Linked DNA regions of Mus musculus: all the other regions are linked to region 4. A link is a contact called in ENCODE Hi-C data. All regions are on one chromosome and are shown on one strand. Each heading gives the region's core, a stretch centred on a gene start or an enhancer-like site at or near the end of the contact. The rest is flanking DNA. Distances are from core to core; before and after follow the strand shown. Region 1 overlaps Klf7 (Kruppel-like factor 7 (ubiquitous)). Region 2 holds the start of Aox3 (aldehyde oxidase 3). Region 3 overlaps Epb41l5 (erythrocyte membrane protein band 4.1 like 5). Region 4 holds the start of Trpm8 (transient receptor potential cation channel, subfamily M, member 8). Region 5 has its middle 13 kb from the start of Gm34066. Region 6 overlaps Xkr4 (X-linked Kx blood group related 4). Region 7 holds the start of 1700039I01Rik (a long non-coding RNA gene).

Evidence for each region. A loop is a pair of places that touch in the nucleus more often than their neighbours do.
Region 1: a map of T-helper 1 cell shows a loop between it and region 4 (20-fold over the local background). The contact joins the enhancer-like site here to the promoter of Trpm8 in region 4. A Hi-C loop is called at or near these places in 5 of 37 maps with a recorded cell type or tissue (T-helper 1 cell, T-helper 17 cell, T-helper 2 cell and 1 more).
Region 2: a map of T-helper 2 cell shows a loop between it and region 4 (126-fold over the local background). The contact joins the promoter of Aox3 here to the promoter of Trpm8 in region 4. A Hi-C loop is called at or near these places in 5 of 37 maps with a recorded cell type or tissue (T-helper 1 cell, T-helper 17 cell, T-helper 2 cell and 1 more).
Region 3: a loop to region 4 is called in a map of T-helper 2 cell, with 7 times the contacts of the local background. The contact joins the enhancer-like site here to the promoter of Trpm8 in region 4. A Hi-C loop is called at or near these places in 2 of 37 maps with a recorded cell type or tissue (T-helper 17 cell and T-helper 2 cell).
Region 5: a map of T-helper 2 cell shows a loop between it and region 4 (13-fold over the local background). The contact joins the enhancer-like site here to the promoter of Trpm8 in region 4. A Hi-C loop is called at or near these places in 3 of 37 maps with a recorded cell type or tissue (T-helper 17 cell, T-helper 2 cell and regulatory T cell).
Region 6: a map of regulatory T cell shows a loop between it and region 4 (5-fold over the local background). The contact joins the enhancer-like site here to the promoter of Trpm8 in region 4. A Hi-C loop is called at or near these places in 5 of 37 maps with a recorded cell type or tissue (T-helper 1 cell, T-helper 17 cell, T-helper 2 cell and 1 more).
Region 7: a loop to region 4 is called in a map of T-helper 17 cell, with 32 times the contacts of the local background. The contact joins the promoter of 1700039I01Rik here to the promoter of Trpm8 in region 4. A Hi-C loop is called at or near these places in 3 of 37 maps with a recorded cell type or tissue (T-helper 17 cell and regulatory T cell).

What each region holds. Positions count from the first base shown.
Region 1 is chr1:64,072,602-64,076,377 of GRCm38, reverse strand. The region is part of intron 2 of Klf7 (Kruppel-like factor 7 (ubiquitous)); the gene reads left to right. Among named protein-coding and RNA genes, the nearest start is that of Gm13748, 4.8 kb to the left of the region's middle. Within about 2 kb of position 2,133, at least 1 of the 3 ENCODE cell types and tissues checked has a DNase peak (open chromatin) inside an H3K27ac peak, as active enhancers do.
Region 2 is chr1:58,110,837-58,114,582 of GRCm38, reverse strand. It overlaps Aox3 (aldehyde oxidase 3), which reads right to left and starts at 1,447. Exons shown (of 35, transcript NM_023617.2): 1 at 1,271-1,447. The coding sequence starts at 1,324.
Region 3 is chr1:119,556,523-119,560,281 of GRCm38, reverse strand. All of the region lies in intron 20 of Epb41l5 (erythrocyte membrane protein band 4.1 like 5), which reads left to right. Among named protein-coding and RNA genes, the nearest start is that of 3830432H09Rik, 22 kb to the right of the region's middle. Within about 2 kb of position 2,448, at least 1 of the 3 ENCODE cell types and tissues checked has a DNase peak (open chromatin) inside an H3K27ac peak, as active enhancers do.
Region 4 is chr1:88,304,927-88,309,091 of GRCm38, reverse strand. Trpm8 (transient receptor potential cation channel, subfamily M, member 8) reads right to left here and starts at 2,357. Exons shown (of 27, transcript NM_134252.4): 1 at 2,301-2,357; 2 at 1,190-1,282.
Region 5 is chr1:54,467,391-54,471,665 of GRCm38, reverse strand. No RefSeq gene overlaps it. Among named protein-coding and RNA genes, the nearest start is that of Gm34066, 13 kb to the right of the region's middle. Within about 2 kb of position 2,817, at least 1 of the 3 ENCODE cell types and tissues checked has a DNase peak (open chromatin) inside an H3K27ac peak, as active enhancers do.
Region 6 is chr1:3,297,605-3,301,611 of GRCm38, reverse strand. The region is part of intron 2 of Xkr4 (X-linked Kx blood group related 4); the gene reads left to right. Among named protein-coding and RNA genes, the nearest start is that of Gm26206, 200 kb to the right of the region's middle. Within about 2 kb of position 1,875, at least 1 of the 3 ENCODE cell types and tissues checked has a DNase peak (open chromatin) inside an H3K27ac peak, as active enhancers do.
Region 7 is chr1:63,250,413-63,254,757 of GRCm38, reverse strand. 1700039I01Rik (a long non-coding RNA gene) reads left to right here and starts at 1,562. Exons shown (of 3, transcript XR_373460.3): 1 at 1,562-2,272; 2 at 4,186-4,345. It also overlaps a transcript of Zdbf2 not described here.

The DNA of each region.
Region 1 (3,776 bases), core at 884-3,383, about 24 Mb after region 4:
GTTCCTCTGAGCTTCAGTCTTCTCTTCTGTAAAGAAAGATAATTGTGTCCACATAACAGATAGTTTCCAAGGTTGAATAAGCAGTTCTCTTGGCAGGTCATAAGAGCTCATTAACAGCAGTAGTGGAGTTGTTTTGTTATTATTACTGCTGTGGTGGTTTGGGTTGTTACTCTCGATGTTGACACTGGTTAGCAATAACTGGGTGAGACAACTTTATGCAAACTTGAGATCTAGAGATGAGTCGGTTGGCTAGAGCTAGAGAAAGGTTGAATATCCTTGACCACAAACCCAAAATGTTCCAAACTCTTAACACTCCTTTTTAGTGTGTTTATGAGGGTTCTGGGTATGTGTGCACACACACATGGATGCCAGAAGTCAATATTCAGTGCCTCCCTCAATCTCTTTCCCATCTTAGTTTGTGAGAAATGCTCTTATACTGAACATGAAGCTCACTGATTGGCTAGGCTCTCTGGCACAGTGAGTGTTTAGGATCCTCCTGGCTCCACTTCTCCAGCTTTAGGATTATAGACATACTCTGCCATAGTTGGCATTTATGTATTTATTTATTCATCTATCCATCCATTCATTTACCTATTCATTATTTACTTATTTACCTACTTCCTTCCTTATTTATTTATCTACTTACTTATTGAACATAGACTCTTTTCTCATACAGTACATCCTAAATTTCCATTCCTTCCAACTCTCCTTCCACCTCTTCCTCCCCTAAATCTGCCCCCCCCCCACCATTTCCTTTCAGAAAGGAGCAGGCCTCTTGGAGACAACAACTAAACACAACAAGACAAGGTACAATAAGACAAGGAAAAACCCTCCATATGGAGACTGTACAAGGCAAACCAATAGGAGGAAAAGAATTCCAAGAGCAGGCAAAAGAATCAGAGATACCCCGACTCCCACTGTTAGGAGTCCCATAGAAGCACCAAGCTAACAGCCATAATTTATATGCAGAGGGCCTGATGCAGACCCATGCAGTCTCTGTAAGTCCATATGAGCCCTCTTTAGTTGATTCAGTGGGCCATGTTCCTACTGAATCATGGAAAGTAAGACTTTGGGGTCTTCCATCCCCTCTGACCTTTGTAATTTTTCCTCCCCCCATTTCTCTGAGTTCCCCGAGCTTTGAGAGAATGGAGCCCATGGAGACCTCTGATTTAGATTCTCTCCTCATAATTATTAGCTGTGTGTCTCTGCATCCTCTCCAGCCTGCTGCTGGAGGAAGGTCTCTCATGAGGACAAGGCACCATCTGAGGATGGCCGACTACCATTCAGAATCACCTCATCCATTCTTTTATGTACTTGCTGAAGATCAGAACGCAGATCCTCATGTTTCCATGGTAAACACTGACCTAGCAGCCATCTCAGCTGGCCCTCTGCAAGCTTATTTGAGATCCCCATTTGACACCACAAGTAGACAGTTCCACACCTGACTGTTTACACAAAGAACAGTCAAAATGCAGGCAAATCAAAAAATATTATAAAATATTGCTTTCAGGCTATGTATGTAAGGTGTTCATGAGACAAAAGTAATTTGTGTTTGAACTGAGTCTTATGCTTCATCATGGTTACTGCAAGACCAGAAAATACAATGTCTCTGACGTTACTGCACCCAAGCATTTAGAAGAAGTACGTTCGTAGTCAAGTGAGTTTTCTTATCTTACTCCAGTGGCTGATGTGTCTCTGGGGAAGGATGATGCTTGTGGATGCCAGGGTGCAGAGTTAAACTGACCTTGCAGGCTCTAGCCTATGGAAATTGGCAGAGATGTAGAACAAGGCTCTCCTGAGATAGCAAGAGAAGCAGTCACTATCCATCCTACAAGAGTCTTCTACATCTCCACTGTCCTGGAAGACAAGCATGGTAAAAGAAGAGGAGCCAGTGCTGTAAGAAAGAGAAATGCATGAGAAGTGGGGCAGGAGTAGAGATGGAGGATGGGAGAGGGAATATGAATTAATTTGGATTAAATGGATGGGAATCAAGTATTTATTTGGAATTGGTGTGAATGGGGCACATGGGGAACTGAAAACAAAGGCGCTAATTTATGTGCTGTGGATGAACTAAGTAATGAAAAAAGCATGAAGGGTAAAATCAGATTAAGTGCCTACATATAAAGGGAATGGGCTGCAGAAAGCTTAAGGGCATGGGTAGACGGCAGTGGGATCTGGGGTGGGAGAGTCTGCTTGCTGATAGAAGGAGTGTAGAGGGGAGAGCGCCAGCCAAACATCGAAATGAAGTTTAAAAATGGCCTGTGAATGGATCCAGGCGAACTATTCAAGGATAAGATTCACTCCAAGTCAGTGGAAATATATCTTATTTTTATGGTGTTTGGGGATAGAAAAAGACCTTAAGGAAAATATCCCAGAGAAAGGAGAGATACTGGCCTCTTGTTCTCTAGAGTTCATATTTATATAAATATGTGTGTGAATGTGTGTATATATGTATATATACACATATATACATACATATATACATATAGTTATATAATTATATGGTAATATGTTGCAGAGGAGACATAATTGCCAAATGAAATGAAATAAAATAAAACCTGTGAGCCTCTGTCTTCTCCACATAAAGACAATACATTGTTGGTGATGTGGATTTGCTCACATTCAGGAATTTTTTTAAAATGTTATTCATTTAGTCTTTATATAGATGAGATTTAGTGGGCTGGAAAAACACTCACTCTTCTTTTTTTCTTCTTCTTCTTTGGCTGTTTTTGAAAATGCTGAATTCTGCAAAGTTTTTGGCCCAAAGCATATCAAGCAATGAGATGTGTGGGGTTTTTTGTTTTATTTTGGGGGGGGTTGTTTTTTGTAACAGATGATGTTCAAGTTGGTAAATTGGGCCTAAATGCTGTTTTCTAAAGGAGGAGAAGTTAGAGATGGGATCCAGGGTTGAGGGGCAAGAAGTTGAGACAGGGAATGGGGTGACAGGGACATTTAGAAGGATCTTGGAAGAGGGAGGTATGTGTGCATGATGGCGCCTAGTTAATTCAGCTTTTCAGCAGTCATGACATTGTACGCCTTTGACACTCCCTTTTCTGATATATGTGATAGTCTTTCTCAGTTATTGACTCTTTGTGGTCATAGTTTTCCCTATCCCGTCTACAACTAGCTGAATTACCCTTACATTTGAATACCAGGGACCTTTACTCCCAGTGTTTAAGAAAATCACCCCAGAATGTTCATTTTCATCATCACACAATCTGTAAGATGTGAGTAGTCTTATGCACAGAGACAAAGTGGTTTTTCCCATTTCTCCCTGGTCACTTCTCAGAAGAAACAACTTTGGCGGACGAGTTCTGTGTGCATGAGACGGCATTTCTTGTTTGGAGATTCACAGAAAGGCATGTCCGAGTTCAGAGTGTTCAGAGTGGACTTGTGTAGACAAAGTCAACACAGAGATCAGCAAATAAATCTTGGTTTCTGGGTCACTCATTGGCAGATATGAAGGGGCCCCGCTCTCTTGGGTGCTCCTTGGAGAATTCTTTCTGTGGGATGGGAGTGCTGGAATGGAGGGGAGGTATTTGATATACAGAAGGAGATAGGTTTTGCATTGAGGGGTGTAACAGGATGCTTTGCAGCTAAGGGAGCACAAGAGTGAAGTTGGCTTTAACACTTCAGTCTGCTTTGGGGCAGTTTTAATTGAAGTCAAGAGGTGATAGATATTTCAAACAAAGGGACAAGTGTGGATGTTTGGGAGATAAACAGAAGTAATTTTAATATACATATAATATACATAAATTACACATAGTGAAAGTTCT
Region 2 (3,746 bases), core at 198-2,697, about 30 Mb after region 4:
CAATTCGTGCATCCCTACCTTATAGTAGAAGACAGAGAATTAAACTAAGAGTTTTAATTCTTATCACTACCACCAAAATATTTTTGTTTTGTTTTGTTTTGTTTTTTGGTCTGTGTTCTCCATCCAGTTTTGAAAAGTTAAATAAACAGGAGCTCTGACAGCAGCAGACAAACAGCATTCCTTCAGCAGCCCTAGGAAAACACTCAGGAAAGCCCCACCTCTCCCTTTAGCATTAGTGTCTTAGACGAATGGTCACCTCCCCCAGGAAGGGATCACAGAGCAAAGAAAGGAACCCAGAGATGAAAGCCAAGTTCTCCCCAGTATTTGTTAGCCAAGAGATCTTGGCCACGTTGCACAATCACCCTGAGCCTTCACAGCACAGCATACAAAACACACACCTCACGCACACCCCACACAATACCACAAGCTCAGCTTAAACTCTGACTGCCCTTTTCCCTGTGCCAACAGTGCTGAGAACAGGCTGTGGACCTTCACATCATACACAATCGTCAAGAACGTCCAGCATATATGCAGACAGTACCGCAGTCATTTTAGGTCTTGTCTAGGTCTCAAGAGCTCAAGACAAAGAAGAAAAGGCTTCATTTCTTAAGTGAGACAAGACCCTTCATTTGTTTATTTGCTTGCTTACTTATTTACTTATGAGACAAGAGTCTCATTGCATAGCCCTTGATGTCCTGAAGCTCACTCTGAGACTAAGTTGGCCTCAACCCCCCTCCAATTCTGGCATTACAGGCATGAATCCAATCTTAAAGGAGTAAGGTGTTAACATGTAAATTAACAGTTCACCTGGCCTTCCAGTAGGTTTTTCTCTTCCATTCTTCCTGACCCAAGGGTTTAAAAGCATTTGTAAATAACCTAAAGACCTTGGACTCTGGATCTGTGCATACATGTGAAAGCAGAAGTTGGGTGGCACAGAAGTTTGAGTCAGAGCTGGAAGAGGTATTGAGGAAGAGTTAGAAGATTCTCTTGCAAGGAAGCCAGTGCCCAGTGCTTAGGTGCATTCAAATGAGACAAGGCTTGGTTTGGAGACACATAGCTGCACACTTTCTCCCTACTAGTCCCAAAACATTATAGATTCTCTCTCTCTTCCCCCCCTCCCTTGTTCCCCAAGAAGCATAGCAGATCGCTAGATCATTTGAGCAACAACTCCCCGACCCCACACAGCCCTTCATTTTGGCAATGCTAATGACAGATCGCTTCTACCAGAGTTTCTTATGTACATTTATTAATTACAGTGTAGAGAACTTACCTTTTTTCCATTCACAAAGAAAATAAGCTCATCTGACTCCTTAGAAGGAGACATTACTTGAGGATAGTCGTCCACACTCTGTGCAACTGTACCTAATGTGTCTAAGTCCACCTCTCAGATGAACTGCTGTGCTCTGCAGGAGACCGAATTGCCCTACAGGATTTAAATCTGCTCTGTGGCTTTGCCTGAGGACTCCTCCCACCCAGCCCTGCCCATCATCGCTCCCAACCTTCCTCCTGCTTCCAATTCCCTCTTTCCTTAAAACCTGGCCCAGCACCAGCTCCGGACTCACTTCTCCACGCCCCAGGCGCTAGCCACTAGAGGGCGTTTTCCAACAAGAAGGCGCTGTTATCGGTGACGTGGAAGGGATGCCGATGGGCTGCTCTTCACTGCTCTCAGATCTATGTCTTCACACTAAGTGTATTTGCTTGCTATTTTTGCCGTTAAACTATACAAAGAATGCTCTAAGAAATGATACAAGTATGAGAAGCAACAAAGTAGAATTTCTCTGTGCCAACATTTAGCAACCAGATTCACGCATGCTGTTGCAGGGTTAGATGGCATTTATGAACACACATAAATGCCCACATGGATTTTTGTTACTTTCTCAACAATATTTTTGTTAATTTCTAAAAGGTGAAATTAAACCATTCACATGATTTCAAAATTGTTTTCCTTTTTCTTTCTCCCAAGTTACTTTGGCTGTCTGTACCTCAGTGGATTTACCTAGGAGTTGGAAAAAACAAAACAAAACAAAACAACAACAACAACAACAAAAACATCTTCCTCAGGGGAAGATTGATGTGGGGATTAAAGGAGCCCATGCAGGGAAAGAGCTTAAAGCAGCAGCTGCACAGTAGAGGCACTGGGAATGTTACTACCAAACATGCCTGACAGTCATTTACATTGTGAATTGTTCTCAGATTTCCAGTTATAAATATTCTACAGGGCAGGAGAGGGCTCAGTAGATAAGAGCACTGGCTACTTTGTTGGGCAACACAGACTTTCTGTAACTCCAGCTCCAGGGGTATGAACATTTCTGCTCTCTCTGGGCATTGAGTGCCCAGGTGAGCACACAGACACAGACACAGAGACAGAGACAGAGACAGAGACAGAGACAGAGACAGAGACAGACACAGACACAGACACAGACACAGACACAGACACAGACACAGACACAGACACAGACACAGACACAGACACAGACACAGACACACACAGACACACACACACACACACAGAGAGAGAGAGAGAGAGAGAGTGTGTTAAAAATATGATGCAGTGGAAATTGAGCTCTATTTTTGCATATTTAGAGCCAACCTGTCCACCTACCCAGCTCCCTCATTCCTCTCTCTCCTTACTTTTATTTTAAGCAGGTTTTGTTTGTTTGCTTGTTTGCTTCTGGATTTTATTCTGCTAACTTTTATTTTAAAATTAGAATACAGAGTAAGAGGTTTCCTTACAGCATTTCATGCATATTTTGTTTTGGTTGAGCCCCACCCCTCGTTTGCATAACAGTTCGAAATCTCTCTCTCTCTCTCTCTCTCCCTCTCTCTCTCTCTCTCTCTCTCTCTCTCTCTCTCTCTCACACACACACACACACACACACACACACACACACACACACACACGCACACACACACACACACACACATGCAGTTAGGTGAGAGGAGAGTATGTGAGTCATGAAGCCAGAAAAGGAACAACAGGAGAAACAGGGGGGTGGGTGGATCCTAGAGTAAGTTAGGTGAAATCAGAAAGGGGATTGGTGGTGGGGTAGGGAAGAAGGGTATTGAGCAAGGGTTCCTGCTGAGCAAACTCTCTGACTGGAATTCTTGGCTTAGAAGTGAGTATCTTGCTGGAGGCAACTCTTTCCTGAGTCACGTGCGCCATACAAGTCCTGTATGGCAGGGTGTGCTTCTCATCTCCGTTGTTACCCCACCCTCCCTTTCTCCAGTATCTGAGGATGGTTCACAGTTAGCTGGCATTTCTCTTATCTTATCTACTTGCTATATATTTAGGGCATATTTCTATTTCTTTTTGTGTCCTTTCATTTTTATTAGGGTTTTTATGTTCTTAACTGAAGAATTTTGAAGCATATAATGGCTAATTGCATAATCTATAAATGTTCAACTCTTTTCTGATAGCATATTGTCAGTGAGGCAGAGCACCACACGGTCTTTCACTTCTTACATCTGCATCCTGGGGGGGGGGGGACTTCCAACCTGACACTCCAGCTGCTTAAGCTCTCCAGGACTGTCAGAGTGGTACTGAAAGACCCACAACGTGAGGACTCCCCCACGTTCTGACTCAGGAGAGGCGACACCCCAAAATCACCCACAAGAAACGGTCTTGTTGCAAACTGCAAGAGGATTTTTATTCAAGAGCACTCTCGGGCCCACGGTCATACACCACGCAGGGGTAGAGGACCGTGGTGCCCGAGTAGCTGGGTAAGGGGGTATTTAAAGGAAGAAAC
Region 3 (3,759 bases), core at 1,199-3,698, about 31 Mb before region 4:
TTGGCTTTATTTATGGGATGTTTTTCTTTCTCAGTCTGTGGTTATTGATAGTTGTGATGGGTAGGAGTCTAAGCTGGCATTAGATAATGTTTGTAGAACATTCATCCCAGACCTCTGGCTTTCAGTCTTCAATGAGAAGTCAGGTGCTTTGGGCCTGCCTGTAAAGGCTACTTTGTCTTTTTTTCTGAACCTTTAAATATCCTTTCTTTGTTTTATGTTTCAGTGTTTCACTATTTTGGTTATTATGTGTCATTGGGAATGTCTTACCTGGCCCAGTCTGTTTGGTGTTCTTTTTACACCCCCCCCCCCCTATAGACTCATCTGTTTGAATGCTTGGCCCATAGGGAGTGGCCTTGTTAGAGAAAATCTGTCACTAGAGGGTGGGCTTTGAGGTCCAAAAGCTCAGTCACTTCCTACTGCCTGCTGATCCAGATGTAGAACTCTTAGCTCCTTCACTAGCACCATGTCTGCCTGCAGGCTGCCATGCTTCCAGCCATGAGAGTAATGGACTGAACTTCTGAAACTGTAAGCCAGCCCTAATTCAGTGTTGTCCTTTATAAGAATTGCTGTGGCCATAGTCTCTTCACAGCAATAGAACTCTAAGACAGCTTCTTATATCTTGTTAGGCACTACATTCTTTAGATTGGAGACATTTTCTTCTATGATTTTGTTGAAAATGTTTACTGTGTCTTTAACCTGGGTTTCTCTTCCTTCCACATTCCCTATTTGTAGATTTGGTTTTTTCATAGAATCCCAGATTTCTGGATTGTTTTGTGCCTGGTCTTTGTTTTGAACCTCTTCTGTGACAGAGTTAGCCATTTCCTCTATCTTGCTATCAAGGTGTTGCTGTCTCTTTCCATATCTTTACTCTGCTAGTGAGGCTTAACTCTAACTTTGTTTGACAGCGTACATTTTTTATTTCCAGGTGTTTTTTTTTCAGCGTGGGTTTCTTTAGTGATTCTACTTCTATTTTCATGTTTTAAACTGTTTTCTTTATTTCATTCCTCTGTTTCCTCTTGTTTTCATTAGTGGATTTATTAGTATCCTCTTTAAGGTCCTTGAGCATAGTCACCTGGCTGCTTTGACGTTCTTGTCTTGTGTCTCAGCTGTGTTGCATGTCTCAGGGCTACAGTAGGTCTTGGTAGAGGAATGTTGTCCTGGCTGTGCGTGTTTGTTCTGCAGTGAGGTCTAGACATCTGTAATTATGATTGAAGTGCTTCTAAGCATTGGCCTCTGGTTGTCTTTGGATGGGGATCCATTCTTTGATTGCTGTTTTAGGAGGTATAACCTCTCACGATCCTAGGTAGAGAGTTCTGCCAGTCAGTGGTTGGCAAAGAGGAATAGAGATGAGCTTGGAGAAATAGCTGAGAGGAGCTGTGGGAAGAGATAGGGTGATCCGGTCCTCACCAAAAGGCAGGTTACCCAGGGAGTAGAAGTGTGAGGGGAGGAAGGGCTCCCTAAAGTTGGCCGCAGGAAGACAAAGAATCTCTGGAGAGACAGGTGGAAGGGCTAGGAAGACCTTGGGGCTGCTTCAAGAGTCCGAGTGTTCAGTAGATGGAGTTGGAATGAGAAAGGAGGCACCTGTAAGCCGGCTGCCTCAGAGCTGAGGTAAGAGTAGCAAGATCATGGAGGAAGGAAGGATGGATAATGAAAATCACCTACCTGAGCCCCAGCCTTGTATGGCCACTGTGGGTCCTTGGTAGAAAGTCTTTCTAGATACTGGTGGCTAACACAAAGGAGTGGAGATGACTAGCAGGGAAGGCTGCGAGAGGATTGGGAAGGAGTTGAGCTGGGTCTGCATCAAGAGGCAGATAGATACCCAGGAATGTTTTGTCACTGCCCTGTAACCCAGGCTCCCGTGACCTGCTCCTATCTGTCAGTTGCTGGGGTTACAGGTAGAGGTTTTCTGATGAAAAAACTGACCTGTCCTTATGAGGATCCATTGGGTGGGAGGGATCATTTCTCAAGAGTCTCTGTGTGGCCTGGCTTTCAGTACTGAATAGTTAACACAGATGGCATAGATCTCTCTTGAGGTTACCTCACAGAGTTCTTGAGCTCATGTGTGTCTCTTTCCTAGCCATTTTCAGCTGGTGTTTATTCAGGCAGGCCTTCTGGCCCTTCTCCGAGACTCAACTCACTCTGCTTTCCTTGTTTGGCTTCTGCATTCGATGTTGCATAAACTCTGTTGCTCTGTGTAAGCACATTGATTTTTCTGCCTTGTAAATCTGCTGTTGAAAAGATGTAGAAAATTTTTAACTAAAAAGCCATACTTTTTTTCTGGCTCTAAGTTTCCATTTGGTTCATTTTTGTCTGTTGTCACACTGTTCTGGTCTCATGCAGTTCTTGTTTTCTGAGAGAATTTGACCCAGTTGAGCCCTTCGGCCACTGAAGTTCTCTGTGCTTTCGGAGCTTCTGCTACAGTCTTTCTTCTTGTGAGTGAGTCACAGTTTGTCACATTTAATTTGAAAAGTGGACATTTTGGACTTGATGATGTAATTCTCAAAGCTGAGTCTTAGGCTTTCTTGGTTCTGCCTGCTGTGTGGTTATATAATAGTTGGTAACTGTTCAAAGTAACACTTTGAGATGTCTTTGTTATCTGTGGTCTCTGATGCCTGCTGCCCTAGTTTAGAATTCAGCTAGTGATTTGACAGAGTTCATGTGACTAGAGCCAAGACATAAAAGAAAATGAAAAAAACCAGAGGAAAGTAGGGCTAAGTAGGGTTCTTAGCTTCCTAAGAACAATGTATTCTTTACAGAGGACCTGGGTTCATTCCCAGCACCCACAAGGCAGCTCATAACCGTCTATAACTGTACTCTCTTCTGACCTGTGTGGCACCATGGATGCATATGATGTGTGAACATATATGCAGGCATAATACTAATACACGTAAAAGTAAAAATAATGAATTCTTTAGGGTCCTGGGAAGTGACTCAGTGAGTAGAGGCACTGGCTGCCAAGCATGGCACCCTGAGCCTAATCCCTGGACGCACTTGGTAGGAAGAGAGAGCAGACTCCCACAGTTTGTCCTCCTAGCCTCCACACATGTGTGCAAGCACGCGTGTGCACACACACACACACACACACACACTAATGTAATAAAATGTTCTCATGGTCTTTACAGTTGTCTGTGTTGAGACATTGTGCAGCATTTAGAAGGCTTCCAGGGCTGGGGCTGTAGGGGTGCTGTCTCCCCTGTACCCTGAGCTCCAGTCTGCTTTCAGCAGGGGACCCAGAGTCCTACCTTGGCACATTCAGCATTTTCCAAATTGCTCCATTTTGTGGCGACTTCAGGGTTTTCCCCCCAAATTTCTTCCTCTGTGGCTTTCTTTGCCTCTCAGCAGAAGCCTAAGAGAAGCCTCAGTATCCTATGCTATCACTGCCTCCCTTGAGACAGGGTCTGTCGCTGAGTCTGGTGTTATCCTGGCAGCCAACAAGCCCAAGTGATCCTTGTGTCTCTGTCACCTATAGGGCTGGGACTACACGTCCTGTATGACCACACCCAGCATTGTTATATGGGTTTCAGGGATTTGAACTCAGGTCTTTGTCTGTGTACGGTAACACTCTTAAGCATGGGACTATTTCAATCCCAGATCCTTTATTCAGGTTCCTGTGTGGACTGTTTTTACTACTTTTATTATGTACATAAATTTTTACCATAAATTTTTATTGGTTTGCATGGTTTTTAAACTTTGTAAGATGAAATATTTTTGCTGTTTAGGTTTTTACATTTCTGAAATTTAAAATGTTACCTTTTGTTT
Region 4 (4,165 bases), core at 1,108-3,607:
ATATGAGGGTATGTGCCTAGTCTTATTGTAACTTGTTATGCAATGTTTGGTCTATATCTCTGCCAAGCCAGCTCCTTTCTGAAGGGAAGCAGAGCAAAAGTGAATTTGGAAGAAATGAAAGGTGGGAAAGAGGAACTAGGAGGCGTGGAGGGAGGAGAAAGTGTGGTTGAGGGTAATAAATATATGAGAGAAGAATATAAAAGAAAGAGAGAAAGAAAGAAAGAAAGGGAGGGAGGGGAAGAAGGAAGGAAGGAAGGAAGGAAGGAAGGAAGGAAGGAAGGAAGGAAGGAAGGAAGGGAGATGTTTTGTTTGTAGAGGCTGGCCATTGTGCCTTTTTTAAGTTGGGGGGAGGGGGAGGGGTAGCTTGCATATGGAAATCAGAGGACAATTTACACAAGTTGGTTCTCTCCTTCTAATATGTGGGTTCTGGGGATTAATCGCATCCTCAGGCTTGAATGAAGTCAACCTCACTCACTGAGCCACCTCACCAGCACCCCTGTGTCTTTATTACTAGTGCTAATAAATAATTTTTGCAATCTATAAGTCATCATTATCAATGGAATATTCTCACATTCTCTGCACCAGACACACGTGAGAATCAGTGATGTTATTGTCTTTGTACAATAGTAGTATTTGGCATGTCTTCAGGATTGGCTCTTAGCTTAACTTTCTCAGCAACTGAACTAGTCCTAAGATGCCATTTTCAAGAAAGATGGACAGTTGTGTCCCTTTACAGTAAACACAAATGAAAAAGATGCTGCCTTTTTCAAGCAGAAGGGGGCTCTGGTTTGTGCTCTGGAAATGCTCCAGAGAGCCTGGCACCAAACCCCATCCTGTTCCTGCTCCTCTTTTCCTTCTCATCAATTATTCATTGTAATGGGGAGGGTGACACTTGAGAAACTTCAAATACATGTGACACCACTCAGAGACATCCATCTCTCCATCCTTGTTCTGGCAATAGCATGGTAGAGGTGCACAGGGCTATAGGGGATCACCTGGACCCTCATCTGTAACTCACCATGGAGAAGAACTAAAACTTTTGCTGCTGTTGCTGTTGTTGTTGAAGACATTCTCCTGTTGTCCTAGTTGCAACAGGGTAGAAGTCTGACAGGTGGGTTAAAAACTAGCAAAATGGCAAATTTTCTGGAAGTTTAAGATTATTGTGCCCACATGGGCATAGGGCCCATACCTGTGATCCCAGCACTTGGGAGACAGAAGCAGAAGGATCTCTGTGTATCTGAGGTCAGTCTTTTCTATGTATCAAGCTCCGGGACAGCCAGGACTACATAGAGAAACTCTGTGTCAACAAGACAAACAACCACCACCACTGCCATCATCACCACCACCACCACCACCACCACAATAATAATAATAATAATAATAATAATAATAAATACTGGTCCCCCAGGACCCTGCTCTAAGGAGCAGTGGTAAGACATGGACAAGCATGGGCCAAAGACAGAGTTTAAAAGTGCTATTTGCCAAAAACCTGCTGCTTTCACAGATGCCAAAAGAAGAAGCAATTAGTATACAAAGAATGTAGTCCTAGGTGAGGACAGCTTCATCCCAAACTTTAGAGAATGATAACTACAAAGTCACAGTCTTGATGCAGCCCTCTCTTCACTCCCGGGATTCTGAGAAGGCGGAACGCTCATGTTAGTACGGCTACAGCACGTGCAAAGGGCACCAGATATTCTGTAGTCCCGACACCACGAATGTCCACACGAGCCTTAAAGTGAACTAGAAGTGAAACCTTTAATCATTCTCCCAGCCCCTCTGCTTTCTCATTGACTTCTAAATAACACGAGATGCCCGTTCCAATCAGTCGAGAGATCCAGGCAGCCACGGCAAGTAAAGACAAGACAAGCCCATTCTCCTTTTGCTAGCAAAGAAAATTTGCTGTCTGATTTCATCCCTTTTTGAGTTAATTCTATCTCACCAGAGTGTTGACTTAAGAAAACTTACTTGATTCAGGGTCTCGATAGATAGGGGAGTCATTAGAAAAGCTATTTTGAGGACTCCACTATCTATCAATCAGGAAAGGGAACATGCAATCATGTTTTAAAACCATTCCCCAGAAATTCTAGAAGAAAATCCTACATTTATAAACCAACTCAAACGGAGAAGAGGTAATCTGCGAAGCAGCATATTGCCCCACATCCCTTGAAAGGATCTAAGGGTTTCAAATCTTGGCAGAAAATGATGCTCAGATCAGAGGTACCAAATTCATCACATCAACTGCACAAGCCACAGCAAGGGCAGCACTTACAGAGGGGAGAAAGCAAAAGCTGAGAACATACCGTGGAGCTGCTCAATCAGCCAAGAGCTTCTCTCTCCTCAAAGAGCCTGCTTGTCTCTTAGCTCACTGGAGGAGGGAGGACTTTATAGTCACACACAGCCCAGCCCAGCCCCACCTCCTGCACTAAGCTTCTTTGAAGAGAAGGAATACAGAAAGAAAAAAAGAAAAAGTCACACCATGCAAGAGCAATTTTAGCAACTGAATAGAGAGCCATGCAGTGCCTAAGTATGCAGAAATGCTAAGATTGTAATTATTAAATTCCAGTAAGGTTAGCATCCCTGATTTCCACCCTTGCTCGCCAATAGATTAATTAATTCACACTAAAACCTAATCTCTACAGTTAGGGGCACATTTTAAAAACCACAAATGAGATGGGAAATGCTCATCATGAAAAATGGTGAAATTAATTAAAGAATTAAAATCCTTAATTACGATTAGAAAAACACTCTTAAATGGAAGTGATTTAACCAGCATTGCTCTTTTGCATATTTGTAGATTTCCCAACTCTATCTTTCGTTCACTGAGCTGCCTACACAGGGCTTAGGAGTGTGTCCCTGAAGCTGAGGTGGACCAGCTTTGCAAATTTACAGGTACTTCCACCTAAGTCCCCTTTACTGCCTTTGTGTCTAGGCCAGAAAAGAAGAGAAGATGTGAGAAGAGATGGTCAAATGGCCAGTGGATAGATTTCAGCTTTAAATCACACCACCAACATGATTTCTTTGTCCTAACTGGGGGTCTTCAAGTATTGGCTACTGTCTCCAGTTTATGATCACATGTGGAGTGTAAGCTATCAACATGTAGACAGAGGGGGGAGTAATTTCAAATTTGATAACATGGGCTGAAAAGATAGCTCAGTCAATCCATTGCTTGAAGAAAGCAGAAGGGCTTGCCTTGGATCCCCAGCAGCCACATAGAAGCCAGGTGTGTGTGTGTGTGTGTGTGTGTGTGTGTGTGTGTGTGTGTGTGTGTGTCTATCCCAGCATTAGGGAGGAAGAAACAGGAAAATCCTTGGACCTTACTGACAATCTAGCCAAATTGAATCAGTAAAGATCCAGGTTCACTGAGACTCTATCTCAAAAAATAAGGTGAGTAGGGCTAGAGAGATGGCTCAGCGGTTAACAGTGCTGGCTGCTCTTCCATAGAACGAGAAGTCAGTTCCCAAGACCCATATCAGGCAGCTCACAAGCACCTGTAACTCAAGCTCCCAGGGCTCTAACTCCATTTTCTGGCCTTAGCAGGCACCTAGGTGGACATGACACATATATGCATATATAATCATAAAATAAAGTACAGAGAAATTGAGAAGCATCAACCTCTGGCCTCCACATGCATACCTAAGCACACATAAAGATGATGGCATGAGAAATATAAGCACAACGGAGTTCAGATTAGGCAGAATGCAAATCAAGAAAGACTTCTGTAGAGACAGATGTCTGAGCAAGGTCTGGAAGCAGGGCTGGATTCGTGTAGCAATTCCCATAGATGGTGTTTTCAGTGTAAAAAGAAAACCCTTCAAGCAAACAGGGGCAAAAAAGATATCAGCCTGAGGTCTCTAGTGCAAACACCCTAGTCATAAGTCAGATAACAAATGTTGTAACAACGGCCAAGAGCAAGGCTGTGGGGACAGGAGGGTGCATGGAAAGGGGGACAAAGGCCTCTTCCTGTAAGCGAGGAAGCCTGTGAGAGAAGAAAAAAGTCAGGCAGGGAATCAGAGGACTCTCATGATCACCCTTAACAATGGATCTAGGACTGCAGCATCCCACACCCCATGATCTCCTTTCCTACCCCACACTCTTGCACCTGTACCTCTAAATGGAGCCAGAAAAATCCAGGCTTCTCTTCCCTTGATCTGCACGGGAGGCAACG
Region 5 (4,275 bases), core at 1,568-4,067, about 34 Mb after region 4:
GTGTGCACCATCATTCCTGGCAAAATAAACTTTTTTTTAAAAATTGCATAATAAAATAAAAATCATGTGGAGGAACGCTGTGGAAGATACTGGTCATCACCTGCTGGTCTGCACCCTGCTGTAGGTATGCCTACATACACTGGAAATACTAAGACAGTAGTAATATCAATTTGTTTTTCAAATCTTAACTATTTTTAGTGGTGAGAGATGTCTGTCTAAGCTTCTAGTAGAGCTGAAAGTTGTAGATACGGATTTTAGGTTGCTCAGGCATTACTGTCATTTTCAACTTGTGGCTTTTGGGAATGGTGTTTTGAAGGTGCATCAATCTATGATGGTTATGTTAATTTGAATATAGTGGATATGTAGTAATGTAGTCCATTAATGCCTTAACCACCCCATATAAATTATAGTGTTGCTTTCATTTCTGCAAACCACCTCTCTGTCAGGCTGGCTCCACACTCTGTCTGCAGCACTCCTTGGCATCTCCAACGTCTTGGGATCTCTAACACAAGCCAGGCTTCACTCTCCAGCTTCATGCACTGGCCTCCTCAAGCCTCCATGCGAAGACTCTGCTGTAAGAGGCCTGGTGTCAGGGGCTTTCCATAACACCTTTCCTGTATTATGCTTGACTGTAATCCAGAACCAAATGGCTGAAGCTGCCATGTTCTGCAGGGACTGGAACCTGGCCTCCTCCTTAAATTACTTTTGCATAAACTTTGATGCATATTGTTGTTTAAACCTAGGAAATCTCTCTGGCCTTTTCCTTTAATAAATTGAAGGATTAGCTGGGCAGGGTCTTGCCCTAAAGTTATCCCACCCCACTCCCATTCCATTTAGCACCAGGTTTTGCTTTAAACACCTCAGCTCCTTGGGCCACCTGATGCTCCATTTCTCGTCAGACTGTGCATTTCATGTTTCTCTTTGCCCCACTTGTACTTTTCACAGTAAATCTGCATAAGAATGAACACTAACAACCATGTGCATAGTCAGTCAATGGTAAGCTGTCGTGAGTGAAATTTCCCTTATCGGTGATATTAGAGTGAACACTAACAACCATAAACACGGTCAATAATAGGCAGTCGTGAGTGATATTAGCCTAAAACTCAATTCAACAACTGGCAGATTTTTCAGATAAGGGCAAAATTCATCCACATTTTTAGCCATAATAATCACAAGAATGATCTCTAATATTCTTCCCCTCTGAAACCCCGTGAGCTGGGTATCCACCACTGTCTTCCATGTTCACACTAGGATGGTTTATTAAGCCCACTTAAAGCATTCTACTGCTTTTCTAGTCCAGAGTCCCAGAGCCTTCCATATTTTTCCAACAAGCAGCATGGCCAGGGATGTCACAGCAATACTTTATTCCTGGTACCTATTTGCCTTAGTGACTGTTCTATTGCTATGAAGAGACACCATATCTAAGACAACTCTAATTAAAGCAAGCATTTATTTGGTACAGTTTCAGGGGATTAGTCAATGATCATGGTAGAAAATAGACAGGCATGATGCTGCCTTGGTAGTCAAGAGCTTTACATCATGATCCACAGGCAGAGAGAGACTGGGCCTAGTGTGGGCTTCTGAAACCTCAAAGGCCACTCCTAAAAAAAACCACACCTACTCCAACAAGGTCAGCCTTCCTAACTTTTCCCAAGCAGTTTCACAAACTGGAGACCAAACATTCAAACATGAGTCTGTGGGGGCCATTCTCACTTATACCACCACACCCCTCCTTTGTAGGAGGCTTCCTTTTAAAGCTCTTTCCCAACCTTTGTTGTATGCTTGTCTTCTTCTTGATAACCATTTTGACCAGGGCGAGACAGAATCACAACGTAGTTTTGATTTGCCTTTTCCTGCTGGCCAAGGATATTGAACAATTTTAAAAGTATTTATTGGCCATTCATATTTATTTTTTTAATAGGAGGTTTTAAAAATTTTATTTATTTTATGTGAATACACTGTTGCTGTCTTCAGACACACCAGAAGAGGACATCAGATCCCGTTACAGATGGTTGTGAGCCACCATGTGGTTGCTGAGAATTGAACTCTAGAGAAGGAGTCAGCGCTCTTAACCTCTGAGCCATCTCTCCAGTCCCATATTTCTTCTTTTTAGAACTCTGTTCAAGTCATTGGCCCATTTATTGATGCTCTGTTTTGAATGTTTGGTGGTTACTTTTTTTTTTTCAGTTCTTTGTGTGTACTAGATAGTAGCACCCTGTCTCAAGAATAACTGCCAAAGATTTCCTCCCATTCTATGCACGGTCTGTTTACTCTGCCAATAGTTGCTATGCCAGGGAGAAACTTTATAGTTTCATGTAGTCCCATTTGCCAGATCTATGCTATTGGATTTCTGCTCAGAAAGGTTTTACCAGTAACTATCTTGAAATGGTTTCTCTGTGTGAGATAGTTTCTGGCAGTTTTGGTGTTTCAGGTCTTAAATTACGGTCTTTGATCCATTTTGAATTTTATGTGGGATGAAAGATAGGGATCTAGTTATTGTAAAGATAAAAATTAGGTTTCTAGATCAGAAACTCTTACTAACAAACAACATGGATGTCAGTTTCCTCTGCAGGCTTCTCTGCTGAGAGCGCTGTAAGGAGACCCAAGATAAACCTTGAATATGCAAAGAGAAATTTGTTTGTTCTTTGTTCTACACTATGAAAGGAGCCAACTGTCAATGGATCTGGCAGTTTGTATAAATGATCCTCCTGCCTCCACCCCCTCAAGAACTGGTGTTCCCATGTTACAGTCATTTGGAATGTAATGTCTGGGATTCATTTTCCAATGTAAACATGGTTCTGGAGAGGTATATTAAAAGAGCTGTGTGACACTCTTTCTAGGCATTGGTTTCTTCTGCTCAAGAAGCCAAGCCATATGGACACTTGATCACATTCCAGAGTTCTTTATATAAGGTAGGGATGCTGCCTCTCTGCATCCTGCATGCTGTTAGTGATGTCTAAGAACCAAATGATTGGCATCTTCACTGAGAAGGCCAACACTGTCAGGACCTCAGTTGCCATCTGCTAGTTCAGGGAGGCAGAAAGGAAACAAGTGAGCTGCCTTTGGGGCGCTCTTGTGATGCTCAAATTGAGAAGTCTCTGTGAAGCCAGTCAGGGTTAGGTTTGACTTGGAACCTGTCCTGGTTCTATGACATGGAAAGATTGCAAACAGGGTTAGCATCTCTGTTGGTGTAGCCAGAAAATGCCCCTATTATCTAGGCTCCCCAAGGCCTTACATACAAGAATGGGATTGGAGTCTCTTCATCTTGCTGCTGCTCTACTTTACAGCTTTAAGTTAACTTGTAAAAAGCAGTCAACTCAGTGGGATGTGGTGACACACACCTGAAATCCCAGAGGTGGAGAGGAAACATCAAGAGTTTAAGGTCCCTGGGCTACCCAAAAAAAAAAAAAAAAAAAAAACAAGCAAACACGCAGAGGAAGAAGGAAAAAAGGAGAAAGGAGACTGTTATGTAGTAAGGTCTTTTGGTACCAAAGACTACTCACTGATAGCCTTAATCTGTGCTTCAATTTTGAGGAAAGAGAAGTAAATCGTAAGAAAACCAAAAGATGAGGGCTATTTTAATAAACCCTCCTAGGCTACTGTGAGATCTATACAGATTTGTTTCTCCTGTACCTTTCTCTTGAATAGTCTTTTGAGTTCCCTTTGTACCAGGATTCATGCCAGAATCATTTGGCTTCTTATTTTACTTTTAAGAGGAAAGAAAGCTAAAGGGGTGTAAAGGGGTGGCTTACAAGAAAGGAAATAGGCACAGAGAAATTAAGCAATTTGCTTATAGTGGGGTCCAAACTAGGTTACCTGTGATTATCCAAGGAAGTGTCCTCAGCTGCAGGCTTGCGGCAGTAATAGTATTAGTTGATTTCACATTCTCTGCTGAAATCCTTTCTGACCATACTCATTATCCCTTTTGCCTTGGGAGGGGAGGGGGAGAAAAGTGTTTCCAATGTTCTACCAAAAGATTTCCATTTGTCCTTTCTATAACTTTTTAGAGATAACATCTAGCTCTGTTGCTTTAGTACTATGTTCCTGGGAGATGATTCACCAGGCCAGGCAGGCTTGCCTACTGAATAGAGCTGAGTCAGTGTAGCTCATTTAGCCTCTGAGTTGTCCTCATCTATAGGCTAGAAATAGCCACTCACAGTCCCAGTGTGGTGACTTAACTTACCTTGCTACATGTGTCTGATACACTAGAGGCTCTAAATGGAGCTTTTTTTCTTCCAGCCCTCTGCTCTTCTGCTCCATAATGACTTCAGAAAC
Region 6 (4,007 bases), core at 626-3,125, about 85 Mb after region 4:
GTTTTCTACACAGAGCCCTTCTCATCTGTCCTCCCAACTCAGGACTGACTTAGTTGTTTTCCCACCTGAAACTGGGCATGGAGTCAGTAGCACTAGCATCTCAATTGGGAAATGAACAAAAAATGCTGTTGCTTGTGACTGGTACTAGCAAATCCATTAGAAAGCAAAGGAAGACTTGCATCTTTCCTAGAGGTTTGGCGGCAGGTGCAGTTGACAAGCAGTGCAACCAACATGTATTAAACAGAGTGCATTAATCACTTTCCTGTTGCTGTGATAAAATACCTTGACCAAAGGAAACTTACAGGAGAAAGGGTTTACTTGGGAATACTATCCAGATGATAGTGCCCATTCATGGCATAAAAGATACTTCACAAAGGCAGGAACAGAAAGCTGGAGCATCACACTTTCATACACACAGAGGAAGCAGAGAGAACACAAGCCCTCACATTCTCTTCAGTGACATACTTTTTTTTAGCATGTTGTTACCTTCTAATGGGTTCGTGATCCTTACAGACAGTGCCACCAACAATGACTAGGTGTTTAAATATATGAGCCTATAGGGATTAATAGGGATTATTCCCATTCAAAAATCATCCAGGGCTGTACTAGAAGAGAGGCACTCCTGAAATAGCTGCCTGACAGTTTTGCACAGTCCTGACCTTCAGGAGATATACCTGCCAGCCTGTCAGGAAGCTAATGTCAAAGCCAGACCTGAGAGTGCTAGAACTCAGAAATGTCTTTTTTCACCCCTACAATTCCACTCAACTGTGGAAAGAAGCATTACTAGATGGAAGTGTTTGAGAAAATCTCCCCAAGTGTATCACTAAGCTATGCAGACCACCCAGTAGCTGTTAAAAAAAAAAAGCTAAGAAATATGGAGCAGCAGGGTGTGGTGCCTCCTTGTACTCGGGAAGCAGAGGCAGGCGGATTTCTGAGTTCGAGGCCAGCCTGGTCTACAAAGTGGGTTCCAGGACAGCCAGGGCTATACAGAGAAACCCTGTCAAAAAAAAAAAGAAAGAGAGAGAGAGAGAGAGAGAGAGAGAGAGAGAGAGAGAGAGAGAGAGAGAGAGAGAGAAAGAAAGAAAGAAAGAAAGAAAGAAAGAAAGAAAGAAGGAGCAATGTGTTGTAATATAGGCGGTTATTATTTCAGTGCTAAATAAGAATGAAATCCTATCATTTACAGTAACATGGAGAGATGTAGGGATGGAATATTAAGTGAAATAAGTCATATACAAATAGACAAGTAACTACTACATATGAAAGTTAAAAGAAAAAATTGACATAAATGCAGCACAGTAATTATTAGAGAGTAGTAATAATTGTATGCGTATGTAAGTAAAGGGAGATTGGATATGATTTGTGAATGCTACAGAACTACCACAGAGAAGGCTATTAAAATCACGTTAAAATTTAAAATGATGGCTTGAAATTGGGAGGCATATGGGGTATAGGAACACAGTGTTTTCAAATATGTTCTTCAAGTATCATTCTGAATCCCACTAACATATATAAGTACGGTTATTGAAAACTATGTGAAACAAAAACTGCAAGTACAATGGTAAGTGACTGAAGGGACTCAGATAATTTCCATGTACTCATGCTTTCTTCAAATAGGATTCTGCATAGGCTCTCATCCATTATTCCCAGAATATTTCATAGTGTTTTGAATTTTTACCTATCCATATCCTGACCCCATATTCAACTATTATGAATTGTTCTGCAGTAGAACTGAACACCAGAGATGCCATTGTTTTTTTATATACACTATGATGTGGGATAGCTCAGCCTATTGTAGGTGCTGCGTTTTCTGCACAGATGGCCCTGGATCATGAAAAGAACAAACTGAGCAAATCATAGAGAGCAGACGAATAAGTATCATTTCTCCTTGGTTTCAGCTTTGATTCCTAGGTTTCCACCCTCAGATCCTGTCTAGATTCCCAGCTGGTGGGCTATAACCTGTAAGTCAAATAAATCCTTTCCTCCCCACCGCCAAAATTAGAAATATGGAATAGTTTAAATGTATGAAAGTTACTTATATAACAACAGCATAATCAGAAAAATAAACCAGAATTCAGAATTGCCACAATATATTTTCCAAGGTTTCTTTTCTCAAGGAGAATTGCTTAAACATCCAAGGAATCAGGAACAGGTAACAAATACCCAGAGAAAAAAGGAGCTATAGCCATAGCAATGACTTGGAGTAGACCCAGATGATATATTTAACAAAGAACTGAAGAAAAATACCATTACTGTGACTTAACCAATAGGGAGTTTTGATAATAAAATTGAACCAAACACAAATATAAAGGAGTCAGATAATAATTGAAGAGTTAAAAGGTACAGTAAACAATATGATGACTTTGCTTATATTTGATAACACATTTGATATGATATCAAATGCAGTGAGCAGAGCGACACATCAATAGAGATTATATCTGCTGAAAATACATACACACATACACACACACAGATTCATTAAACAAAAATAACCTCAAAAACATGTGAGAAGATATGAAACATACCAAGATAAGTGAAATGGAAGTTTCAGGAAGAAAGTAGAAAGAGGTATGGGAGAGAGCATGTTTGTGAGTAAATAATACCCAGCCCAGGATCCACAACCCATCTCCAGTACACACACACACACACTCACACACACACACACACACACACACACACACACACACACACACACAGACACACACACCCCAGGATTTACCATGTTCACAAACTGTAAAACAGTGTTGTTCATGTGACTATTTATTTGTATATTTTATTCAATCCTATGACATTTGTCCAACGTGTTGTTTTGTTTTGTTTTGTTTTGCTTTGCTTTTCAGTCACTGATCAACTGATCCTAAAAGTTTATATGGAAAAGCATAAAGTTTAGAAGAGCCAAAAATTGAATAATAGACAGAAATTTGGTGAATGTACATAGTTCAAAACTTAACTATAAAGCTACAGAAACCAGAAGAATAAAATTATACCATAACAAGCACAGGTGAGGCAGCAGAGCTTCAGAGTCCAGAAATAAACTCTCACACAATTAATGTATTTTTGACAAAGGACAAGGCTAATCAGGGGAAAGGAGAACCATTCCAACAATTGCTAGGAATATGGAATATTCCTTAGAAAGAGTAACAACCCTAGACCTTTGGCTCATGTCAGACATGACAATAATTTCTAAATAGAACAAAAACCTGAATATAAGATCCAAAACTAGAAAACTTTACAAAGCAGGGGGTAAAACTTTAGTATTTAGGCAAATTCTTATTGAATGTGACACAAGAAGCCTGATCCACAAAATATAACTGGAAATTAAATTTCATAAAAATGATAAATTTCTCATTTTCAGAAGATGGCTTTACGAAAATGAAATTTGAAGCTGTAGGCTGCAATAAAGTACTTTGAAACTGTATTGTAAAATAAGACTTGTATTAGGAGCTAAATAACTCTTCCAGCTCAGTAACATTGAACACAACTCAGTAAAAATGAGCAAATGACTGTACTCTTCCCTAGAAAGTGAAATGTAGTGTCTATATACTCAGTTAAGAAACAATACTCAACATCTAAGTAAGTGGTAAAATACAAATTAAAGCCACATACCCACCAAAATCACTTCAATATAAAAATATTGGCAGTACCATTTGATGATATGAATGTAATAATCCAGAACTTTTATCCCTTGTTGATGTCAATATATTGTAGTAGGATCACTTGGGAAGCAGTATGGTCATTTCATTAAAATTAAGTATATACTTAACACATGACCAGCAATTCCTTTCCCAGGCATCTTCCCAAAATAAATGAAACCATATGCTCACATAAAACTTCTTATGCTTGTCATTTTTTCCATGCTTTTTGTTTCTAAAAAGTCAATGAGGTTTCCCGTTTCTATCTCAGAAAACCATCAGGGATGATGGAGTGGAAAGTAACATGCATAGATATTTGAGATACAGTGTCCTCCAGTCATCTAACTGTTACATAAGTCCAATCTTAGCCTGAGGTAT
Region 7 (4,345 bases), core at 313-2,812, about 25 Mb after region 4:
GCTCCTGGGGCTCCCTCACAGCTTTGGTCCTGAGTGTCCAGCTTTCCTAACAAGTTTGTGTTAGCATCTATGTACTGAAAACCTGAGCATGTGGCTTATGTGATGGTAACACTGAGTTGTGAACTCAAGGCTTACTGATATTTGAAGATCTTAATTGTGCCTCCAACTTTTAGCCTAGAAAGACACTGGAATCTGTTCATAAAACAATATGGGGAACTAGAAAGATGGTGCAGCAGTTAAGAGCACTGACTGCTCTTCCAGAGGTCCTGAGTTCAAATCCCAGCAACCACATGGTGGTTCACAACCATCTGTAAAGGGATCTGATGCCCTCTTCTAGTGTGTCTAAAGACAGTGACAGCCTACTTATATACATAACAAACAATTCTTTTTAAAAAATATTACGGGGCTGGTGAGATGGCTCAGTGGGTAAGAGCACCCGACTGCTCTTCCGAAGGTCCAGAGTTCAAATCCCAGCAACCACATGGTGGCTCACAACCATCCGTAACAAGATCTGACTCCGTCTTCTGGTGTGTCTGAAGACAGCTACAGTGTACTTACATATAATAATAAATAAAAATCTTTAAAAAAAAAATAAAAAATAAAAAAATAAAAAATATTACGACTGACTGGACAGATGGTGTTAAAAGCACTAACTGCTTTTGGAGAGGACCCATAGTTCCCAGCACCCAAATGATTGTTCACAACCATCCTTTTTGTTTTGTTTTGGGGTATTTTGTGTTTTTGTTTGTTTGTTTTTGTTTTTATTTTTCTAAGACAACACAGAGTTTCTCAATGTAGCCCAGGTTGCCCTGGAACTTGCTCTGTAGACCACGCTAGCCTCAGACTCTAAGGTCTGCCTGCTTCTGCCTCTGGAGTGCTGGGATTAAAAGTATGTGCCCACTTCGGCCAGCTAGACTTCCAAACTCTAATTCCAGGGATCTGACACCATTTTCTAATATCTGTGAGCCTCAGGCATGGACATGGTGCACATTATACACACACACACACACACATACAGGAAAAGCATTCACACAATAATTTGTAAAATAAAATAAAAATTTAAAAAGGAATAACGACTATATAGCTGTTTAATTTTCTGTGAAGGGCTGGAAAGATGGTAGTGTAGGTAAGAGCACTTGGTAGAAGCCTAACAACCTAAGTTTGCTCCCCAGAACTCACGGAAAGGTGGAAAAAAGTGCCCCCCCACACACACAGAGAGAGAGGGGGGGGGATTTAAATAAGCCTTCACTGAAGTATGTAAAGAACTGTGGGCAGACTGAGGCTCCAGCAAGGTTTCAAACGGCTGTAGCCAGAGCATCCAAGACAAGAGGATGGAAGGTTTTCAAGAAAACCGTGAACTGAAGACCAAGCTGCAGCAAAATAAAAACAAAACAAAAAACTACGCTCCAAGCCCTACACACAGGGTGTGTTGTGTGTACAAATTAAAATGTGTACAAATCCTTAACACAACCAAAGGAAATTAGACTGCGCAAAAAATAGGAGCAGCAAGTCGTGCAGGATAGTGGAGAGATGAGACCGAAACACACCGACAGTAAGCAAGGCAGCCACTACAGACATCTGTGTGGCAGGTCCTGCAAACAAAGAACCTCACAAAAGGACAGACACAGCTGCTGGCAGGACAAGACGCCCGCCCGGGGAAGCACTAAAGGAGCGGAGGGCCACTCATAGATGAGAAAGGTTTCCAAGGACTGGGGGATGGGAAGGGAGCTCCAGGTCACGGAGGTTCAGATTTACAAGAAAAGATAGTTCTCAGCATCTACCACACAGTGTGACTGTGCCCCACGCTATGAACTATCCTTGAAAGAAGCAAGCCTGTTAACTTCGACATTACTGGTGTGCACTACCGTGCTTTAAAATCTTGGCAGAAAATAAGGCCAGACGGCAGCCCTGCTTATTACCTCGTTTTGCCCTTTTAATCCACAGGACGTACAATGAAGATTCTAGAGTGTTCCTGCAAGCACCTGCTCTTCTCAAACCCTGGGTCGCTCTGTGTGATCTTGTGGGACTTGAGCCACCTGCATTCTTACAATCAAATCTTGAAGACGATCTTTCTCCTTCTCAGTCACTTTCATATTTTACCATAGCTCAGCTGAGTCTGGGGGACATGATTAGATTGGCTCGGTAATGGAGTGGTTTGGACCCCACTAAGTGATGATCGATCTGCCTGCTGCTCTGGTGCTGTGCCGTGGACATCAGCTCTAACCAAGAAGACACCGCTAGTGGGAGCACGCTTCCTGCTGATGGCCGCTATGTGAGTATCCTCTCTCTTTTTTGTCGGAATTGCGGCGTACATCAAACTTGGGAAACCGGGGAGCTGAGTTCTTCTTGAGCTGAGTAAGAGTCGTGACAAAGATATAAAAACTGTCACTGGTACAACAAAACTGTAGTGCACGGTACCCCAAAAGAGTCCAAGATGAGAACCCTAAGGGATAGGACATTTGGAGAGTTCCAAGACAAGTTGACTGGGATGTTTAGAGTCCCCCAAACACATATCATTCCCCAAAGAGTTCCAACTAAAAGCTGGAGGTCTATGGGAGCCCAAAGTGTTTGAGGGGAGAGGTCTATCACATATACTCTCACCAAGAGTCCAGGCTTCATTGAGACTGGCAATCAACACAGCAGTGTACCTAGCCCAAGAACACCACCCCCCCCCAAAAAAAAAAACACAGTTACTAGGGTAAAAGATTGACTGCTAACCCTAGATCTCTAATCACACCAAATCCTAACCTCATCTGGGGACGGGGCATAGGAGCTGTGGTCCCCTTCCACATGGCTCATCCTGTGTCTCACCTGCAGTTGTCTATTCCCAAATTTCATCCTTTATCTCTATCTACCATACTAAACTACTAATTCAATAAGTAAATCGGTTTCTCCAATTTTCTGAATGGATACAACAATCTGGTGAATGAAACGAAGGCAAAATCACCTCTGAGATCTCTTGACGATGTAACTCTGCACAGAGGCTTACAGCAGTAATTGTGTGTCCCAGTTCTCTCCCCTCAGAACTCTTGGAAGCACCACATCTGGCAGCGCCAGCTTAACACCCACTATGTTGCTGGCAAGAATACTCTGGTACAATTAGTTTGTGAGCTGCAATGCATACACTGCACCAGGGACCTCGCTGTAGGGATCGAGCTTAATGTGACTTCAGGCATCTTGGTCTTCGTCTCTTGTTTTATGCAAGCCCTGGCACACATCCCTAGTTCTATAGGTCAGAGTTGTGAAGACAGCTCATCATGGTGCAACACGATGCCTGGACTGTTTAGAAGTTCAGGGGTTTCTGCTTCGTTGTGTTTAACACTTACTTATTTTTTTATCTTCATGTATGTATGTATTTTTGTGTATTTATGCATTTTCAGATAGTCACTCATGTTTATTCTCTGAGTTCCTCTCTCTGTGTGTGTGTGTGTGTGTGTGTGTGTGTGTGTGTGTGTGTGTGTGGTGTTGAGTGCGCGTGCGTGTGCACACGTGTGCCTGCAGATCTCACAAGTGCACTTCTGCACACTGTAGCAAGCTTGTGGAAATGGTAACCTTCTTTCCACAAATGGCTTCTGGAGGCAAACAGATGGTGAAACCATCTTGCTGGCCTTTTTACGCTTTTGTCTTGTGGTTTTTGTTGTTGCCCTGTTTTGCTTTTTAAGACAGGTAAAGTCTTGTGTGGTCTACATTGGTCTCAGATTACCAATCCTCCTGTTTCAGACTTCCTAGTTTTTTGTATTACAGGACTGTACTATGACACCTAACTTTCAAAGTGTTTAACTTTAACTGACGCTGGACATGATATTACTTTTTGAAAAGGACTGTACATTCAGGTTAGTCTCAGTGAACCTTTGTGTGGGTTAACTCCTTCCTCCTGCTGTGAGCTAAGCTGTCTTACTGCTAACCACACCAAACACTTCTAAATAAAAGCCTTCCCCCCACTTAAGATTATAAGTTAGACATATAAAGATAAAACTAAAGGCTAAAGTATGTTGTAAAAAGGTTCATAAAAGCTAAACTTGAAAGATATATATATGCCCACTGTAATTAAAGGTTGTTTAAAAATGTCTAAAGTTTACAAAGAAAAGTGCTTGCTTTTGTTTCTAAGTCCCCAGCAAACTGCATTTTCTGCAAGGAACTGCTGAATCTGCCTGTCTTTATTTATTTATTTATTTTCCATTTCAGAGCACCTCCGGTCTGGATCTGAAACATCAGAACTAGCTTCTCTAAAACGAACACTTCAAGCATACAAGCCTTTCTAAAGGATTTCCCCGCTCCCTAGTTGAAGTGTAGAAAAAAAGAAAGAGAAGAAGAAAGAAGAAGAAGAAGAAGAAGAAGAAGAAGA